Regions from separate parts of the Homo sapiens genome. Here region 2 is linked to region 1. Evidence: chromatin contacts called from ENCODE Hi-C or POLR2A ChIA-PET data. All regions are on one chromosome and are shown on one strand. Each heading gives the region's core, a stretch centred on a gene start or an enhancer-like site at or near the end of the contact. The rest is flanking DNA. Distances are from core to core; before and after follow the strand shown.

What was found. A loop is a pair of places that touch in the nucleus more often than their neighbours do. ChIA-PET counts read pairs that join two places held with the same protein, here RNA polymerase II (POLR2A). Pooled maps may share reads with other maps.
Region 2: a pooled map shows a loop between it and region 1 (2.4-fold over the local background). The contact joins two enhancer-like sites. A Hi-C loop is called at or near these places in 1 of 50 pooled maps. POLR2A ChIA-PET finds 5 or more read pairs at or near these places in 2 of 52 experiments (OCI-LY7 and activated CD4-positive, alpha-beta T cell).

The regions. Positions count from the first base shown.
Region 1 is chr2:127,746,910-127,752,988 of GRCh38, forward strand. The region is part of intron 7 of WDR33 (WD repeat domain 33); the gene reads right to left. Among named protein-coding and RNA genes, the nearest start is that of SFT2D3, 48 kb to the left of the region's middle. Within about 2 kb of position 2,827, at least 3 of the 41 ENCODE cell types and tissues checked have a DNase peak (open chromatin) inside an H3K27ac peak, as active enhancers do.
Region 2 is chr2:127,632,438-127,638,516 of GRCh38, forward strand. It overlaps MYO7B (myosin VIIB), which reads left to right. Exons shown (of 48, transcript NM_001393586.1): 40 at 821-926; 41 at 1,739-1,852; 42 at 2,159-2,246; 43 at 2,683-2,789; 44 at 3,285-3,470; 45 at 3,771-3,887; 46 at 4,108-4,191; 47 at 4,357-4,476; 48 at 4,879-5,289. The coding sequence ends at 4,980. LIMS2 (LIM zinc finger domain containing 2) reads right to left here. Exons shown (of 10, transcript NM_001161403.3): 10 at 5,989-6,079. Among named protein-coding and RNA genes, the nearest start is that of MYO7B-AS1, 4.7 kb to the left of the region's middle. RefSeq lists silencers at 380-469, 570-619 and enhancers at 890-1,119, 3,416-4,362, 4,363-5,309, 5,310-6,079. Within about 2 kb of position 2,439, at least 5 of the 41 ENCODE cell types and tissues checked have a DNase peak (open chromatin) inside an H3K27ac peak, as active enhancers do.

The sequences.
Region 1 (6,079 bases), core at 1,577-4,076:
CATCATTGCCTATGAAAAGACACAGTAAACTGGTACTATTCAGCATCAATTCTGGTAAATGGATGTTATTTAAAAAAATGTAAATATACGATTATAGAAGATGATCAAAACCAGTGAATTTTGTGGAGATCACCAAAGTGAGTTTCGCCCAAACAGATTTAGTTTCAAAATACAAAGCCTTATTTTCAAGGCACTTTAACCAAGAGAATACACCACAAATCTATGTGTCTAAATTATATGAAAATTAATTCTGGCATCTACACAATTTAGACACAGGCACAAATGGTATTTATCTACCAATCCTGAAATCTGTGGTAACTCTGGAATATGCTGTTTTTTCCATACGAAATTATGTACTGTACCTAATAAATAAAATACAAACAACAGTTTAACATACAGTGTTTAAAACCTAAAATGAACAAATATTTCTGTGTGAAATAGTCTTTAGGAGAAAAATCTTATTCTGAAAACATTTTATCCTCAGTTTGGTCCAAATCAACAATATTTTAGGGCTACCGCTGCTCTACCGAAAAAAAAAAAAAAGTAAAAACTTTTACAATCTAAAACCTTTATTTAAAGATTTTGAGGTTCCCATGAGCACTCAACGTTAGCATAAAAGCAACTATGAAGATTTCAATGATGATACATGATGACATTCTCTATTTCTATGGGAAAATTCTATACGCCAGTGGCAAAACTAGTGGTACTATCTGAAGAGGCTGCTTTTGCCTATAATGTATCCTGCTTGTCTAATGCTGGTTAACATGCCACCAAATTCTCCCCAATTGCTCCGTTTTGTAAAAACATACTGCTGGCATCATTTCAGCTGGTTCCAACCTGTGCCTGCCGAGCATGTCGCTGCTACTAAATCCTGACCTCAAGTCTGTCTGGATTTCAATATGTTCAAGAAAGTAAAAAGCAGCAGCCCCTGACCTCTGAGAACTAATCTGATGTTCAAGCTAAGCCTTGGTGTTACTACAAACTGTTCTGACATGTACAGCTTAAACATTCCACGCTCCTGTTGGACAATCTCACTGAACGTCAATATCAAAAGTAGTCACTCCAAGACCATGGCAAAGTGAGAAAAAACTAGGTCACTGTACAACCCACAAAATACAAAATTCTCTTTCTTGCTGAATGAGTGACAGCTATTTCTTCACCAATTACAGCTTTAACCTCAATCTACTTGACCCCCTCTATAAGATCTGTTGATACCCAATCATAGAATTGCCTCTGTTTTCCGACAGCACCCTATCTAGAGCAAGCCCTCATGTCCTTAGACCTTCCCCCCAAAATTATCCAAAGCCCAAATCCTATAATACATTATAACACCCTGTTACTAGGACACCCCATGGTTCCCTGCGGTCTGTGTTCTTTGCTGCAATGAGCAATAAATCCAACCTGCTCTATGACAGGTGTACTCCTAGTGGTCTTTAACTGAAGGGTATTCACACTTGTAAATACTAACAGTGAAATGAAAATAGACTAAATGTTCTAGGCTTAGAAAATGACTCTAAAACTATAATTCACAGGGAGGGCAGCTTTGGATGATGCTGGTGTAAGATTTCTTCAGTTTTGCTTTTAATGTCAAGACCATGGTAAAATGTTTTAAATGGCTCAGGTAAAGTAAAAAGCATTAAAAACTGTTAAAGCAGAGGAGAAGCTTTTACAGCCAAATTGATCAAGAGAATAAGCAGGAGTTAATCAAGGATCATTTCAATTGGCGGCAGCACATCCAAGTATCTGGGTTATGTCTAGATTTAGAGGTACTTTAAACAAGGGATGCAGGAAAATGCTCATCAACAATAAAGCTGAAGCTATAAGGAAAACATGAAAGTGAGTAATATCTTTTTTCCTGAGACAGGGTCTCATTCTGTCACCCAGGCCTGGGTGCAGTGGTGCATGGCTCATTACTGTCTCGATCTCCTGGGCTCAAGTGATCCTCCTAACAGGGCCTCCTAGGTAGCTGAAACTTAAAAAAAAAAAAAAAAAAAAAAGTGCTCACCTTAACTACTGGAATTATCTGGATAGTATGTTAGCTGTGAGAAGAAAATAAAGCAAGATTTTCATATGCACTCTTTTGATGAAAGATTTTTAAAATTTCTATAAGTATTAATCATATCTACAAGTACAAAACCAAAAATGTGGCCGGGCTTGGTGGCTCACGCCTGTAATCCAGTACTTTGGGAGGCCAAGATGGGAAAATCTCTTAGCCTAGGAGTTTGAGATCAGCTTAAGCAACATAGTGACATCTTGTATCTATTAAAAATAAAATAAAGTTAGACAGGCATAGTGGCATGCAACTGCAGTCCCAGCTACTCAGAAAGCTCAGGTGGATCGCATAAGCCCAGGCAGTTGAGGCTCCAGTGAGTTGTGATCGTGCCACTGCACTCCAACCTGGGTGACTGAGTGAAACGGTCTCAATAAAACAAAACAAAATAAATAAAATGATGATGAAGAAACACCATAAGGGCAGGTGTGGTGGCTCGTGTCTGTAATCCCAGCACTTTGGGAGGCTGAGGCAGGTGGATCACCCGAGGTCAGGGGTTTGAGACCAGCCTGGCCAACATGGTGAAACCCCGTCTCTACTAAAAATACAAAAATTAGCTGGGCATGGTGGCAGACACCTGTATTCCCAGCTATTCGGGAGGCTGAGGCAGGAGAATCACTTGAGCCAGGGAGGCGGAGATTGCAGTGAGCTGAGATTGTGCCACTACACTCCAGCCTGGGCAACAGAGTAGGACTCCACCTCAAAAAAAAAAAAAAAAAGAAATGCCATAGTGTTGACTACTTCCTCTTTCAAGACAAGCCCTCAGCAACTGTGCCAAACCTTAACCTTTACAATTATCACAGTCCTCAGTGTTTCTCGTCAGCAAGAACTGAAACTCTCCATCATACTGAGTCTTTCAAATACCTTTCATTTCACAGGCTTTTTTTTTTTTTTGAGACGGAGTCTCACTCTGCCACCCAGGCTGGAGTACAGTGGCCCAATCTCAGCTCACTGCAAGCTCCACCTCTCGGGTTCACACCATTCTCTCACAGGCTGTAATTTCTAATATCTGCTTCTTCTTAAGTCAAAAATGTTATCAGCTTATTTCTCATTGTAGGAGAACAGGCATTTGTGGGGAGGGAGGGACAGGGTCTCATTCTGCCACCCAGGCTTGAGTGCAGTGGCGAAATCTTGGCTCACTGCAGCCTCAGATTTCCCAGGTTCAAGAGATCCTCCTACCTCAGCCTCCCTGGTATCAGGGACCACAGGCACACGCCACCACACCCAGTTAACTTTTTGTATTTGTTTTGTACAAATGGGGTTTTGCCATGTTGCCAAGGCTGGTCTCAAACTCCTGGGCTCAAGTGATCTGCCTGCCTTGGCCTCCCAAAGTGCTGGGATTACTGGCATGAGCCACCGCACCCAGCTGAGAACAGACTTTTTTTGAGTCAAAAATATAAGGGAAGGCCAGGCACAGTAGCTCACACCAGTAATCCCAGCACTTTGGGAGACTGAGGCAGATGAATCACTTGAGGTTAGGAGCTCGAGACCAGCCTGGGCAACATGGTGAAACCCCATCGCTACTTAAAATACAAAAATTAGCCAGGCATGGTGGCACGTGCCTATAATCCCAGCTACCCGAGAGGCTGAGGCACTTGAGAATTGTTTGAACCCGAGAGGCGGAAGTTGCAGTGAGTCGAGATTGTAATCATTGCACTCCAGCCTGGGCAACAAGAGTGAAACTCCATCTTAAAAAAAAAAAAAAAAAAAAAAAAAAAATATATATATATATATATATATATATATATATATATGTATGTATGCATACATATATATGTATGCATACATATATATGTATACATACATATATATACACATATATATACACACATATGGAAAAAACTATCTTTAAAACAGCTAATTTTATTTCTTTCAGAGGTTAAAATGTAAAAATAAATAAAACAGCTAATTCAAAAACTGAAGGTATTTTACAGTAATTGATTTAATGATTCACCTGCTAGAATTTAAAAAACTACACAAAATGTCTAGTGAATACTCTTGATAAATTTTTGTTTTAATAAACATTTCCACCCAGAAGACCCTTGGGAACTTACATTTGCATGGCACATTAAAACCTAAAAACTGTAAAACTAAAAATGTTCTAAAAAATCAGATTGATGGCAAGGCACGGTGGCTCATGCCTATAATCTCAGTACTTTGGAAGGCAGAGGCGGGAGGATCACTTGAGCCCAGGAGTTCAAGACCAGCCTAGGCAACATGGTGAAACCCTATCTCTACTAAAAATACAAAAGTTAGCCACACATGGTGGCATGCACCTGTAGCCCCAGCTTCTCAGGAGGCTGACGTGGGAGGATCACTTGAGCCTGGCAGGTGGAGGCTGCGGTAAGCCAAGATCATGCCACTGCACTCCAGCCTGAGTGACAGAGCAAGACCTTATCTCAAAATAATAATAATAATAATAATAATAATAATAATAATAATATTGATATTTAGAGTGAAGATGCTCTATTTAAAAAAAAAAAAAAACAGGTTGGGCAGGAGGATGGCTTAGGGCCAGGAGTTTGAGGTTATGGTGAGCTATGATCATGCCAGTGTACTCCAACCTGGGCAACAGAGCGAAATCCTGTCTCTGAAAAATAATAATAAATTTTAAAATCAGAATACACTTAAAAAAGATACAAATGGAATAATTTGCATAGATTTCAGGAAATGAAATGATCTGATTTAACTATTGCAAAAAAATTTTTTTAATATTACCACCACCAAAGTTTTGAAGTATTTAATATTCAGGTTCTACAGAAAGAACATTAAAACTGAGTGCTGTACTATACGACCTCAAGAAAGGAGCAGGATTTTAGTTCAGAAATCACTAAACTTAAAATGCTCTTTTTATTCCAGATGCCACCTCTCTGATCTTAGAGTCACTCAATCAGACCCACATCTGCTATGTCACAGGTAAGGTTTCGGCTCCTACCCTCCAACAAACTACACGGAAGACTCTGAGGACGCAGTAAGTCCCCAAAGTCAAGTCCCCAAAGTCAGCTAGTCCGTTTGGTCAAACTGACAAGTTTCACGGGGTGGACGCAGAGGGTAACAAGGAGAGTCCAAACAAGACATTAGATTTCTATATTTGAATCTTGTCTACTGCAACAAAAATATATGTATAGTACATTTGCCCCAAGATTCCTACCTTACTGCTGACACATTACTCATCCAAGATGGCAAAAAGAAATAACATTTTACCAGAGCTATCACTTGTTCATCCAACTTCCTTATCACTAAATGGAGTTAGGGATTAATTCTTGTGCTTAAGGTTGGTCAGCAGGATAAAACCTGTTCTTACCCCCCAAAAAACTAAATGCTGTCCTGATGAAACAGTCTAGGCACCGGCCGGGCGCGGTGGCTCACGCCTGTAATCCCAGCACTTTGGGAGGCCGAGGCGGGTGGATCATGAGGTCAGGAGATCGAGACCATCCTGGCTAACAAGGTGAAACCCCGTCTCTACTAAAAATACAAAAAATTAGCCGGGCGCGGTGGCGGGCGCCTGTAGTCCCAGCTACTCGGGAGGCTGAGGCAGGAGAATGGCGTGAACCCGGGAAGCGGAGCTTGCAGTGAGCCGAGATTGCGCCACTGCAGTCCGCAGTCCGGCCTGGGCGACAGAGCGAGACTCCGTCTCAAAAAAAAAAAAAAAAAAAAAAAAGAAACAGTCTAGGCACCAATGACAGCAGCCTGCTGCTATGAGCTGTGAAGACTACTCACTGTCAATGTAAAACAGCATTCCTGGTTGATATGGTATTTCATCAATCCACAAAACATTTCTGAAGAAATAAGATAACTAGGAAAATGTTGGACATGGTGCTAAAGGGAAGAGGTCATGTCTTCTAAATTTTTATCAGCAAAAGAACCAATGATAGCACATTGGCCACAGCGTGTCATCATTAATTATCTGATGCATCTAACAACTAAGATAAACTATTTAAATCCACTTATAAGACTTTATTTATTTATTTATTTATTTATGAGATGGAGTTTTGCTCTTGTTGCCCAGGCTGGAATGCAATGGCACAC
Region 2 (6,079 bases), core at 1,189-3,688, 110 kb before region 1:
GGGCCCGCAGACCTGGGATGCTGTGGGGCCTGGCCAGCCTTCCAGGAGCTCATGGTCCTGGGAGGACTCTCCAGAAGCCAGTGTCAGCTTGGCAGGCAGGATTGGGCCCCGAGCTGCCAGAGAAGAGGGTGGAGGGTGAGGCCCAGGAGGGTCAAGAGAAGGCTCAGTCATAGCCACCAGCTCCCCTGCCCCACCACTGCCCAGCAGTGGCACAGAGGCACTGCCTGAGGGATAGAGAGAAACCTGGATGCCCCAGCCCAGGCCCTCAAGGCTGAGGTCAGAGGCCCATCCTTCCAAGTCCATGCGGCCTCCCTCATCCGCCCACAGCCGTGAAGCTCTTCCTTGGCCGTCTTTGCTCTCCCCCACCCCTCCTGCCTCCTCTGGCTTGGCCTCCTGTGGCCGTGAGGAGGGCAGGTTGACTGTAGGAGTGGCCATAATTTCAGTGGCAGCCGTGGTCACAGAGAGAGGTGGGCGCCCCATAGAGGCCCTGCCAGAGTCCCTGGCCCCTGCCCGATGCCCCTGTTGTGCGAGAATAAGAATACTGCCAGCCTTTCCTGCCGGCGCCTTCCCGGGAGCCCCTGGCCTGGCCCTTCCCCGTGTGTGCCCCAGGCTTTCAGGCACAGCTGCACCATCACTACCTCTGAGGCCGCGTGGAGCCAGGGGCAGCCCCCAGGACATGCGAGGGGCTGGAACCACCCCAGTGATGGTCACTGGGGTTTTCTTTTGTTTCTGGCACATGGTTTAGGGCCCACATCGGGGCTGGGGCATGGGTGAGGATGAGGGTGGGGGTGGCACCTGCAGCACACGCTGTCCCCCTCAGGACGGGGCCCCGGAAGCAGCCCCCGCACCAGGTGGAGGTGGAGGCCGCAGAGCAGAACGTCTCCCGCATCTGCCACAAGATCTACTTCCCCAATGACACCAGTGAGGTGAGGCCCTGCTCTGGTCTGCACGGCAAGTCTCAGGCCTCCAGAGGCCATGGGGCATCCTCCTTCCTGGCCCAGCCTGCTCCTTGGTAACCCCAGAGAGCCTTTTCTAGGGCTGTCCCATCCTAACCAGTCTCCCGCCCTCTCCCCATGGGATGCAGGCCCCACCTGCCCTTGGGTGCTTTGGAAGTCAGGCCAGTCCCAAGGTATGAGTTGGGGGATCCAGGCCCAGGACACAGGAGAGGACAGAGGGGTGGGCAGCAAGGGTGAGTCCCAGGACTTGGGGGCCCCTAGGGGCTTCTGACCATCTGGGGTGCAGGAGAGCAGGTATTCCCACTGTGTGTGCCTTGTGCACAGAGCCTGCCATGGCTGCTGGGGGAACAAAGGGGCCAGGGGGCAGGTAGGAGACCACCAGGACCCCACCGTGACACAGAGGCCTTGATCAGGGGCAGCAAAGACAAGCGGGCTGAGAGGCCAAAGTGGGCAGTGTCGCCTCGCGCCCTCTCCAACAGCACAATGGTCTTTTTGGCCTTGATATTCGGGTCCCGGTAACAGGAAGTTCCCACAGTCTGGCTGCTGGGCTCTCAAGGCGAGTCAAAAGGCCAGGCCTGCAGGGCCCCAGGACAGCGAATGCTGGGACTAAACAACATGAACCTCTGGCCAGGGTTCTGGAAGGGAGGCTTGCCCTGCTCAGGGCAGACCACATCCAACCCAAGTTTCATGAAGGAGCAAAAGTGCCAGGCTAGGAAGGCTCATCCTGGGCTGTACTGGCCCCTAGCCAGGCCCCGGGCCTCACCAGCTGCCTCTCTGTCCAGATGCTGGAGGTGGTTGCCAACACACGGGTGCGGGATGTGTGTGACAGCATTGCCACCAGGCTGCAGCTGGCCTCCTGGGAGGGCTGCAGCCTCTTCATCAAGATTTCAGACAAGGTGGGCCGGGCTGGGGCTGGGCAGACGGTGGGCGGACGGGCAGTGAGCGAGGCCCTAGGTGCTGCCTGTGGGGGCCTCAGCCTACCAGGGGCACCCATGCTGGACCAGGCTGCACGGCCAGGGCTGCTGGGACAGAGGTAGGTGGGGTCCTGGAGCAGAGCCAGCTCCACACGCCAATAGCCCACGCACAGCCGACTCCAGCGCAGCACCCAGGCCGTAGGCGGCCACTGGACCAGAACCCAGCAGGTTCTCAGGAGGACAGTCCCCGGAAGCCACCCAACTTCCCTGTACCTTCCCCTTCCCCAGGTCATCAGCCAGAAGGAGGGAGACTTCTTCTTTGATTCCTTGAGGGAGGTGTCTGACTGGGTGAAGAAGAACAAGCCCCAGAAAGAAGGTGAGGAGGCCTCTGTGGAGCTGGGGGAGGGCGTGGCTGGGTGGGTCGAGGGGGCACTGGCGGCCTCTGTGCGGCCCATGCCCATTCATCCATCCATTCGTTCCCGTGTGTCCCTGGGTTGTGGGAACAACCAGGCCCTGGGGCCCGGCGGTGAGGGCCAGCTCAGGCAGAAACAGGTGGCTGCACCTTGGAGTGATGAAGGATGCCCCAGGGCTGAGGGGCATGACCCTCATGGGCTGGGAGTGCGAGTCCAGGAATGTTCCTGGAGAAGGCAGCCTCTACACTAATATTGAAGGAAAATGTGGGGACTGGGGAGGAAGAAGCGTGGGGGCTTTCGAGGCAGGGAGGTGGCAGGCGCAGTGTGGGGGGTGGCAGGGGGTCAGGGCTGGTGTACCTGCTGGGACAGGCTTGGTGCCCACTGCTGGCCCTCGCCCAGGGGCCCCCGTGACGCTCCCCTACCAGGTGTACTTCATGCGGAAATTGTGGCTCAACATATCTCCAGGGAAGGATGTGAATGCAGACACCATACTCCATTACCACCAGGTACCGGGCAGGCTGCCCTGGTGGGCACTGGGGCCACCCCCATCTTCCCACACCTGTTCTGAGGCTGTAGAAGCCAGCAGGCCAGGGCAGGGCCAGCCTCAGCCCTGGGTACCAGCCCATGTGGTAGGCAGACCAAGCCCCTGAGGGCTCTGGAACCAGGAGCAGAGGGCAGCAATGTTTGGGGACAGTGACTGCACTGGCACCTGCAGCATGACTTGGAGAGGGTGGGACAGAGGGTCCTGTGACCCATGGAGCAGTGGCCGTGGCCTGCAGGGCCAACCACATGGGTGGAGCAGGCCATCACCTCCACGCAGATGTCAGGGGGCCCTGCCCTGACTCAGGGTCATTCCCCTGGCCTGAAACTCTCTACCCTGCTCAGTCCGTCCTGGATGGAGTGGGCTAAGCCCCAGTTCCCCACCATCTGAGCGGGAAAGAGGTTGGGGGCGGGTGGGCCGCAGCTGGAGACCCAGCATGCCCAGTGTGTCCATCACCCAGGAGCTGCCCAAGTACCTGCGCGGATTCCACAAGTGTTCGCGGGAGGATGCCATCCACCTGGCGGGCCTCATCTACAAGGCCCAGTTCAACAACGACCGGTCCCAGCTGGCTAGTGTCCCCAAGATCCTGAGGGAACTGGTGCCTGAGAACCTCACACGCCTGATGTCCTCGGAGGAGTGGAAAAAGGTCCCTGGTCGGGCTGGGGAAGGGTTCTTGTGCTGCTGCTCCTCCCTGGGCCCCTGCACCAGTGCCATGCCCTGCCTGGGCTCCAAGATCACATGGGTGCACATGGGTGGTGTGGAGGGTGGGCTGGCTCTGCACACACCACGCCTTCCTATGCCATCCACAGCACCGAGACTGTCCCATGCTGCATTCCTCCCCTCCCCTCCCCACCGTACTAGCCCTGGGGTAGGCAGGTGCTGCCCCCACCAGGGCTTTGGAGGGCCTCTGGGCACCCAAGTCCTTACTGGCCCTCCTGTCCCCCAGAGCATCCTTCTAGCCTATGACAAGCATAAGGACAAGACAGTGGAGGAGGCCAAGGTGGCCTTCCTGAAGTGGATCTGCCGGTGGCCCACCTTCGGATCCGCCTTCTTCGAGGTGAAGGTAAACCTTGCCCCACGCCAGGGCCTCCTACCCAAGCAGGCTCCGCTCAGCCCAGCCCCAGCAGGCCCAGCGTCAACCAGCACACATCTTGGGTGGGGCTGGCCGTGAGGCTGGAGGGCGTGGGTGTATGTGTGTATGTGCGTGTGGCCTAGATGAGCTCCTGGGAGGTGCAGCCTGGCCTCCCGGGCTGGACTATGACCGCCGTGTCCCTCCCTCCCAGCAAACCTCGGAGCCTTCCTACCCGGACGTCATCCTCATCGCCATCAACCGACATGGGGTTCTGCTCATCCACCCCAAGACCAAGGTAGCTGCTGGGCCTCCGGAGGGGCTGGGGGCCACCAGGTCCAGGGACCTGTGCAGGTGGGGCTGCAGTCATCTCTGCGGTGTGTCCTGCCTCTCTCCTGTCCCCTAACACACACAGAGCCCGTGCTCTGGAGGCGTCCGGCCCACCCACCCTCTCTGCCCCCAGGACCTGCTCACCACCTATCCCTTCACCAAGATCTCCAGCTGGAGCAGCGGCAGCACCTACTTCCACATGGCGCTGGGGAGCCTGGGCCGTGGCAGCCGCCTGCTGTGCGAGACCTCCCTGGTGAGCTCAGGTTCTTTCTCCCATCCAAGATGCATAGGACAGAGCTGCTGGAGACTGGGTTCCCCACCCTCACCCCTTTCAAGTGGCTCACTAAGAGGGCTCAGTCACAGGGCCCAGGCGGGGCCAGCAGATCTGGAGAGGGCCTGGGTGCATCCCCAGGACCAGCAGCCAAGGTGGCAAGGCCAGGCGGGACCCCCTGCGCCCTTGGCCCATTCCAAGGAGGGAGGGAGACCCAGCTCCAGCAGGGCAAGCAGAAATGACGGCCCCAATGGCAGGAGCCCGCCTTCCCTTTCTCCATGCCCTGCACTGCTGGTTGCTGAGGAAGAGAAGGTGGTCCCTGAGTCCAGGACCCCCACCTGCCCTCTGCACCCACAGCCTCTGACCCCCCCGTCCCCTGTCCAGGGCTATAAGATGGATGACCTGCTGACCTCATATGTGCAGCAGCTCCTGAGTGCCATGAACAAGCAGCGGGGCTCCAAGGCCCCAGCCCTGGCCAGCACCTAGCAGCGGATGCTGGCGTGTCTGCTCAGGCGCCCTTCCCGACCTCTAGCCTGGCGGCACCTTCCCAGGCCCTCTCAACCCAGGGCCTGTCCTTGGCGGGCAGCCTTCCATGCTGCCCCCCATACAAAGCCCACTCAGCCCCGCAGGCGGCCCCCTCTGTCCTGGGCGCTGCCCAGGGAGGCCAAAAGACGGGCCCAGAATGGGGTCGGGAGTCTCGGACCCCCAGGCTATTGGTGGATGACTGACTGACAGGACACCTCCCAACCCCACCCCACCCCACCAGAATGTTCAATAAAAACTCCTGGAGCAGGAGAAGTGTGTCTGTCTGAGGGAGCAGGGTGTGGCACAAGGTGGACAGGGGGCCTGGGAGGCTCTGGCCCGCAGAGAGCTGCAGAAAAACCAAAATGCCGTGTGACTGACTCCCCCAGGGAACCCGGAGGGCAGCTGCATTCTCCAGAAATGACTTCATCCCTCCCTTTCTGCTTCCTTCCTCCCCCTCCCTTCCTTCCTTCCTGTTTCTCAGACTGGGGAGGGGCACTCATGGGAGAGTTCTCCTCCCAGGCCCCTCCTCACACCTTCTGTCCTTCTCCCCACCCGGGGCATTGATACGCCTGCGCTACCCCCAGGAGGCCAGGGTGGAGGTGCGGCTCTCTGGCTGCTGGCTTCATGCTATGGCCAGCTTATGCCCAGACAGACAGTGGGCAGAGCTGGACATAGCACCTTGGAGGCCTGGATTCCCCCACCTCGCTGGCATGCCCTGTCCCTGCCCACCTCCTCCTCTGCCCACTGGGCCAGCTTATGTGGACCTGGCCACCCAGGCTTGTGAGGACCTGGCAGGGCTAGTCTTCAACTGCTTATGGCAGCCTGGCCTGGGATAGAGGCTAGGGCCCCCTGAACTCGTGCCTGTCTATGTCTGTCCCTCTGTTCAACTGCCCCAGCAGCAGCGTGTCCAGAGCTGCTGCCATCCCCTCCACCCCCGACCCCCGCCACAAACCACGCAGGCTGCTGTGGTTGTGTGAACAAGCCTTCATTGTGCAAGCGTGAGCCCAACAAACAAACACCAGGTCTGCGCTGGCCGAAGACGAAGCGTCCTCCCTGGAGG